Linked DNA regions of Homo sapiens: region 1 is linked to region 2. A link is an interaction called in ENCODE POLR2A ChIA-PET data of the cell type or tissue named here. Cell type or tissue: Panc1. All regions are shown on one strand. Region 1 overlaps QSER1 (glutamine and serine rich 1). Region 2 overlaps HIPK3 (homeodomain interacting protein kinase 3).

Evidence for each region. Peaks named below come from ENCODE experiments on the same cell type or tissue, not always from the same donor. Only the 100,000 strongest peaks of a DNase experiment are listed, where the experiment ranks them.
Region 1: POLR2A ChIA-PET joins it to region 2 with 7 read pairs; 2 of 35 experiments call an interaction of 5 or more read pairs at or near these places.

What each region holds. Positions count from the first base shown.
Region 1 is chr11:32,912,781-32,916,780 of GRCh38, reverse strand. All of the region lies in intron 1 of QSER1 (glutamine and serine rich 1), which reads right to left. Among named protein-coding and RNA genes, the nearest start is that of QSER1, 22 kb to the right of the region's middle. In Panc1, no CTCF peak of the experiment used is centred here; no DNase peak of the experiment used is centred here.
Region 2 is chr11:33,315,916-33,319,915 of GRCh38, reverse strand. All of the region lies in intron 2 of HIPK3 (homeodomain interacting protein kinase 3), which reads right to left. Among named protein-coding and RNA genes, the nearest start is that of KIAA1549L, 58 kb to the left of the region's middle. In Panc1, no CTCF peak of the experiment used is centred here; a DNase peak (open chromatin) is centred at 2,054.

The DNA.
Region 1 (4,000 bases), 400 kb after region 2:
GAGTCATGCCCAACATAACAATGTTTCAATCAACAGACCACATGTACAACTTACAATACCTTATTTTTACTGTACCTTTTCCATGTTTAGGGGTGTTTAGATACACCAATACTTACCATTGTGTTACAACTGCCTAGAGTATTCAGGGCAGTAAGATCCTGTACAGGTTTGTAGCCTAGGATTGACAGATCATACCATATAGCCTAGGTGTGTACAGTCTACACCATCTAGGTTTGTGTAAGTATACCCTAAGATGTTTGCACAGTGATATAATTACCTAACGACACATTTCTCTGAACATACCCCTTTTGTCAGGTGATGCATGGCTATATATGAAATGTCCCAAACAAGCAAATCCATGGAGACAGATTACTGCATTTGCTAGGGTCTGGGGAGAGGGGAAACTAGGAAAAGACTGCTACTGGGTATGTGGTTCTTTATTAGGTAATGAAAATGCTCTAGAAATTAGATAATGGTGATGGTTGTACAACCTTGTGAGTATTCTAAAAATTATTGAATTGTACGATTTAAAATGGTCACTCATCCATGTAAATTGTATCAATAAAAATTATATTCATCCAGCCGAGCGCGGTGGCTCATGCCCGTAATCCCAGCATTTTGGGAGGCCGAGGCAGGCGGATCACCTGAGGTCGGGAGTTGGAGACCAGCCTGACCAACATAGAGAAACCCTGTCTCTACTCAAAATACAAAATTAGCCGGGTGTGGTGGCGCATGCCTGTAATCCCAGCTACTCGGGAGGCTGAGGCAGGAGAACTGCTTGAACCCAGGAGTTGGAGATCACACCATTGCACTCCAGCCTAGGCAACAAGAGTGAAACTCCATCTCAAAAAAAAAAAAACAAAATTATATTCATCCAACCTTAGTGATCATTTTTAATTTTTCATGAACTACGCAACACTACCAAAAGAAGGTGGTTTCTAGATAAGCCTTGCTGTCATGCATGTATTCAATCTTTTATGGTTGGCCCATCTCCATATACCATATAATAATGTTTTTTAAAAATCTGTGCTTTATGGTTTTAAAATCAATTTCAGAAGGTATTAATCTTAGCAATAATAATCTGATAGTACTGGTCTGTTGAGATTGTTTATTTTTTAATCAAAAGCCAGAATTTCTTTTTTATAATCCTAAAAGGAAAAAGCATGCCTCAAAACATGGTCTTGATTTGTAATTCCACGTTTGGACCAGTATAGACTCGTCTTTGAATATAGGTACATTTATGTAAGATAGGACCTACTGTGGCCCAGCATAGCCCTTCTTAATCCCCAAGCCCTGGGTAGTCGTGGTAGGGAGAGAATAGTAAACTTTTACCATCACCTTACAAACTCCAAGTATTACCTCAGCTAAATCCTAGAGGAGAATGAACCAAGTCTCAATCTTCATATTCCCAGCCCTAGCATAAAACAAATCTTCTATCTCCTCCCCACACTCATGAGTAAGGTATGAAATTGAGGACAAGGAAGGTTAGAATTTTGCAAAGGGAAGTATCATCTTCTTTCCGTCACTGTCACATTTTAAAAAAAAATTATAATTTTCTCAAATAACCAAAACAGGCCAGGTGCAGTGGCTCACACCCATAATCCCAGCACTTTGGGAGGCCAAGGCTGGAGGATTGTTTGAGTCCAGTAATTCAAGATCAGCCTGGGCAACACAGTGAGACTCTCTACAAAAAATAATTAGCTGGGCATAGTGGCACCTGTAGTCCAAGCTACTCAGGGGGGCTAAGGTGGGAGGATGGCTTGAGCCCAGCAGGTCAAGGCTACAGTGAGCCATGATCAGGCCGCTACACTTCAGCTTGGGGAACAGAGCAAGACTGTCTCAAAACAAAAAACAACAACAACAAAAATTGAAACAAACCAACAAAGATTAGTTATCAGATTACCACTCTCTACACTGTTTAAGTGTGACCATTTTTTAGTCAACTTCACTATAACAAAGAAAATTAATTTCTAAAGCAGATATAGCTGAGGCAAAAAATTCATCTAAAATGTCCACTCATGCAGTGAAGATGGTATATGACTGTAAGATAAAATGCTTTTAAATATATGCTCTTATGGTTTATACCCAGATATTAATAACATATAAACCTACTCCTTGGGTAGCCTACTCTTATGTTTATGATGCTTAAGAAATAAAACACATTCCAGGTTTAAAAATCAATTAGCAAATGTTTCACGAAATATGTTAAATCTGAGAAAACAAGCCAGTACTTGCACACAAGTAATAAGTTACTTAAGCACTGAATAAATGATTTTGCCTTAAGTAGTCATATCACTTTGTTCTTTTTGTGTTAAATAATTTGGTCACAAATACCTAGAATATAATAAAAATAGAATTCTCTTTAAGCTTTGAAAATATTGTTACAGTTTTAGGTATATCAGCTTTTCATAGTTGAGAAAGATAAACATTCTGGATTGGAAGTTAGGAGCCCCAAATTCCAGTCCTGATTCTGCAAATAAATGCTACAAGACTTTGAGCAAAGTACATAATCTTGTAGAATACTTGTTTTCCTACTTATAAAGCCTAATGTTCTTTGTAGTTCTAATATTCTCAGTTAAGATAAATATTTTTACTTTATTTAGCACACAGTATTCTTTGGTATAAAATCCGAATAGAAATAAACACTAAGTCCACTGAATTAAATCTGTGTGGAACTCTAGCATATACCTATCCCATTCATACCTAAATGCCAAATATTTTAAAATCTTTGTTTTAGCTAATCCAGTTTGATAATTTAAAAGCAAAAACATGTAGCCTAAGAATAATCAGCTCTTATTAAGAAATTATTTATCATGAATTTGAAAAAATAAACGAGGGAACTTTGAAACAACTGTGTAACAGCTGTATAAAAGCATAGCTCTGCAAACAGGCCACAGGATTCAAATCCAGTTCTATATAAATTCTGTGACTTAGAGGCTAGCCACACAGACAATTAGTTAGACTTAACCAAGTCTCCGTTTCCTCAACAGTAAAATATGGGTAATAGTAACACCTACCTTCATCAGGTTGTTGTGAGAGTAAACAATAAAGCACATACGGTCAGCAGCAACTAGCACAGTCCAGCAACTGGCGCATAATGAATGCTGAATCAATGCTACTATTGTTGCACCTAAAGGTAAGTTCTGCATTTATACAACTGACATTTACTGACTGCCAAGTGTTATGCTAGGAACTAGAGAAATAAAAGAGCATAAGTAAATAAACATAACACAATCTGGGAAGACTTCCTCTAGGACATGACAACTGAGTATTAAAAGGACGAGGAAAGACCGGGTGCGGTAGCTCGCACCTGTAATCCCAGCACTTTGGGAGGCCAAGGTGGGCGGATCATGAGGTCAAGAGATCGAGACCATCCTGGCTAACACGATGAAACCTCGTCTCTACTAAAATAAATACAAAAAATTAGCTGGGCATGGTGGCGCGCACCTGTAGTCCCAGCTACTCGGGAGGCTGAGGCAGGAGAATGGCATGAACCCAGGAGGCAGAGCTTGCAGTGAGCCGAGATCGCGCCACGGCACTCCAGCCTGGGCGACAAAGCAAGACTCCATCTTAAAAAAAAAAAAAAAAAAAAAAAAAAAAAGGAAGAGGAGAAATTATCCAGGGAAAGCAAAAGAAAAGAAGGTTCCAAGAAGATAAAAATCACATATATGAAGACCTAGAAATATCCCTAAGATGGCACATTAGAACTGTAGTAATTCAGCATGGTTGTATTGGAGAACAGGGATATGAGGTAGACAGGAACCAAACTATGGAATATTATATACCAAAATAAGGATCTCACATTTTATCTTCAAGGGAATCAAGAGCCTCTCAAGAATTTTAGTAAGAGTTAAATTTATACTTTTTTGAGACAGGGACTTGCTCTGTTGCCCAGGCTGGAGTGCAGTGGTGTGATCATAACTCACCCTAGGTGTGACCTTCCAGGCTCAAGCAATCCTCCCACATCAGCCTTCTGAGTAGCTGGGACCAAAGACGTGCG
Region 2 (4,000 bases):
ACACATGGCACTTGCCTTTCTTCCTTTATCTTGCTTGACTGTTCTCTATAGCACTTGTCATTAACTGATAAATATGTTGGCTTATTATCTATTTCCTCTCTGCCCCCACTAGAACATAAATTCCATGGGGGCAAGAACTTTAATTCTTTTAATGCTATATTCCCAACACATAAAACACTTCATTATTTGTTCAATGAATTGATCAACCAACAAAAGCTAATAGCATACATCATTCATTCAGGAAAACAAAGAAAATGTTGTTAAACATCACCAATAAGAGCTGAACAAGTATGAACCAATGGACTCTTACATAGCCATTTTGCATTGGGGACAACTGTTTTATCACTACAAAATTTAAAAAAATACTATTTACTGAGCTTTAACAATGTGCCAGGTATCATGACTTTTTTTTTTTTTTTGAGATGGAGTTTCGCTCTTTTTGCCCAGGCTGGAGTGCAATGGCACAATCTCGGCTCACTGCAACCTCCGCCTCCTGGGTTCAAGCAATTCTCCTGCCTCAGCCTCCCAAGTAGCTGGGATTACAGGTGCCTGCCATCACACCCAGCTAATTTTTTGTATTTTTAGTAGAGATGGGGTTTCACAATATTGGCCAGGATGGTCTCGATCTCTTGACCTCATGACCCACCTGCCTCGGTCTCCCGAAGTGCTGGGATTACAGGCATGAGCATAATTTCATTTAAAGAAAATGTTTTAAAAACAGATTACTGCATTGTTCTTCTACCCAAGACCAAAAATGTGGGTAAACAAAATGTTCTACATGAAACAGAAGAACCCCTGGGTTGAGTACAGCCAATCCACAGAATGAGAAATAATAAATCATTGTTTCTGAAGCAACCAAATTTTGGAATTGTTTGTCACACAGCAACAGATAACAAATACACTGCCCAAAGTTACTCAGAAAGTGGTGGGACTGGAATTTAAATGTAAACCCCTGATTCTAAAGCCTCTTTCTCTATTCCATTTCATCTCAAATCATAAAACCTTTTGATTCAAAGAAACACAGGAAACCAAATGAACAGAAAACCTAGAAATTGGCCCAGAAGTAATTTTTGGCAATTCAATAAAGATATCCTCTGATTTTATTTTCTACAGAGCAGGAAAATACTGACTTATATTTTCTAATAGTTATATAACGTGAGAAAACATTTGTTATGTTCCTTTTATGATTAACTGGTCTTTAGATTTCTATGACAATCAAAAGAAAAGGGGAAGAGACAGAGAGATTTTGCTGGCATTTTTTAAACCAAACTTTTCATCCTACATAAATCCTTTTTAAAATATACAGTAACAGTAATAAAGTACCAACATAATACTATGAACCAAGCAATGTTCTAAGCATGAGTATTAACCCATTTGATATTCATATAAAAACTTTTAATAGATGAAGAAACAGACAAAGGGTAAGTAACTTGCCTAAGGTCACACAGCTAGTAAGAGGTATAGTTAGAACTCAAAATCCATGCTTTTAACCACTACACCTTAAAATAAATAATTCCTATGATCCCTAAAACTACTGGACTTTTGGGCCAGTCACTGTGGCTCACTCACGCCTATAATCCCAGCACTTTGGGTGGCCAACATGGGAGGACTGCTTGAGGTCAGGAGTCCGAAACCAGCCTGGGTAACATAGTGAGACCCCCATCTCTATAAAAAATAAAAATAAAAAAAATTTAAGAAAAAAAACTATTGGACTTTTATCTTAATGGAAGTGCTCAGACTTAGATGCTGCATTTCTCAATAATCTCTTTTTCTTTAAACCTATCACCTTTGATTTTAAAACTAATCAGGAAATGTAAAATATAACATATTTAAGAGAATTCTAGCAGACATTTTACTGAACTCTTCCTATAATTTAAGCATTTACTCATCTTAACCATAAAAAATCTTTCACATTAAATACATAGACATCCTCTAAAATACCTCTTAGTTAAAACAAAGCTCTTATTTTGGGGGACACAGAGTTCCTAAAGACGACTGTAACATCTTTTTACAGAGGCAGTTAGGAAATGAGCTCAACAGTGGATGTGACCATCTACTAGTCAGTAGGTGTGATTAGTCACAGATACCAATTCATCATGCACTCAACAAATTCTTACAAGTTAAACCCCTATACTTGTAACAAAAGACAGCAAAGACCTAAAGTGGTTATAAAATGCAGGCATAGATAAACAAGTGTTTGTACAAGCACAGCAAATAGAAGGATACACACCTAAGTTGTATCAGCAATTATCAATGAGGAATCAACCTGGCAAGGAGTAGGAAATGCTATATATTTCCACAATATTTTATTGTTTCTAAAACAAGCATCTCATACTATAAAATAAGACTGGCCAGGTGCAGTGGCTCACGACTGTAATCCCAACTCTTTGGGAGGCCAAGCTGGGAGGGATCACTTGAGCCAGGAGGTCAAGACCACCTCAGATAATATATGGAGACTCCGTCTCTACAAAACAATTTTTTAAAAATATTAGCTGAGCATGGTGGTGTGTGCCTGTGGTCCCAGCTACTTGGGGAGCTGAGGTGGGAGGACAGCCTGAGCAAGACTACAGGGAGCTCAGACTGTGCCACTGAACTGCAGCCTGGGCAACAGAGCAAGACTCAAAAAAAAAAAAAAAAAAAATAGGGCCAGGCACAGTGGCTCACGCCTGTAATCCCAGCACTTTGGGAGGCTGAGGCAGGAGGATCACTTGAGGTCAAGAGTTCAAGACCAGCCTTGGCCAATACGGCAAAACCCCATCTCTACTAAAAATACAAAAATTAGTCAGGCATGGTGGCGCACACCTGTAATTCCAGCTATTAGGGAGGCTGAGGCATGAGAATTCCTTGAACCTAGGAGGCGGAGGTTGCAGCAAGCAAGATGGCACCAGCCTGGGCAACAGAGCAAGGCTCTGTCTCAAAAAAAATTAATTAAACACATAATAAAAAAAGATTAATGTTTAAAATTGTCAGTCTTTGAGACTGCAAAGGAATTTACTAGTTTTCTTACTATAAGTATCAAATTAGATCTTAAGTGAATCTTATTTATTTTTATTTATTATAAGGAACAATTTTCTGGGTTTTTTGTTGTTGTTTTGTGATGGGGTCTTGTCTATAGCCCAGGCTGGAGAGCAGTGATGCAATCATAGCTCACTGCAGTCTCAACCTCCAGGGTCTGGCAATCCTCCTCCCTCCAGCATCCCAAGTAGCTGGGACTACAGGCGTGCACCACCATGCCCAGCTAATGGTTTTTATTTTTTGTAGAGACATGGTCTTGCTACATGCCCAGGCTGGTCTCGAACTCCTGGCCTCAAGTGATCCCCTTACCTCAGCCTCCCAAATTTCTGGGAATACAGGTGTGAGCCACCATGCCCAGCCAGGAACAATTTTCTAATACATGTATTTGAAGTGGGAATGTGTTGCCTCAGGGGGAAAGAAATATTGGAGATGTCCCTTCAAGCTTCTATCGCTGTGTAGAGGATACCATAAAGGAGACTCTTTTAGCATAACAGGGGAACTTACACTAGAGTACCTGCAAGACTCCTTCCAAATCATAATGCAACTAAAATTTATGAAAATACAGAACAGCATTTCCACAAGTGGAACTTTAACAGAAGGATGACTGTCAAAATACTACTAGTGAGTTTATTTCAGGTTAAAGCAGCTTTTTCAATATCCCACAGAATGGTGCTTTTTTAAAACAAGCAACAAACCCTCAACATTCTTAGAAAGGTAGACAGATTTCAAAACAGATGATCAACCGCTTCTACAAATATTTTTTGTTATGAATGTTTTCGATATAATAAGAAATAACATCACTACAGAATACTGGACCTTCATGCAGATTGTTTTTATGACTCTATAACCGCAACTATCCATGTTGTGATTACATGTTGAAATGTAATCAAAGTACAGGCTCAGAATAGATACTCATTCAAATGTAGTTTGTGTCTTAGACTAAAAATATCACAGTTAAAAATATCCTTATTGAAAGGCCACTTAA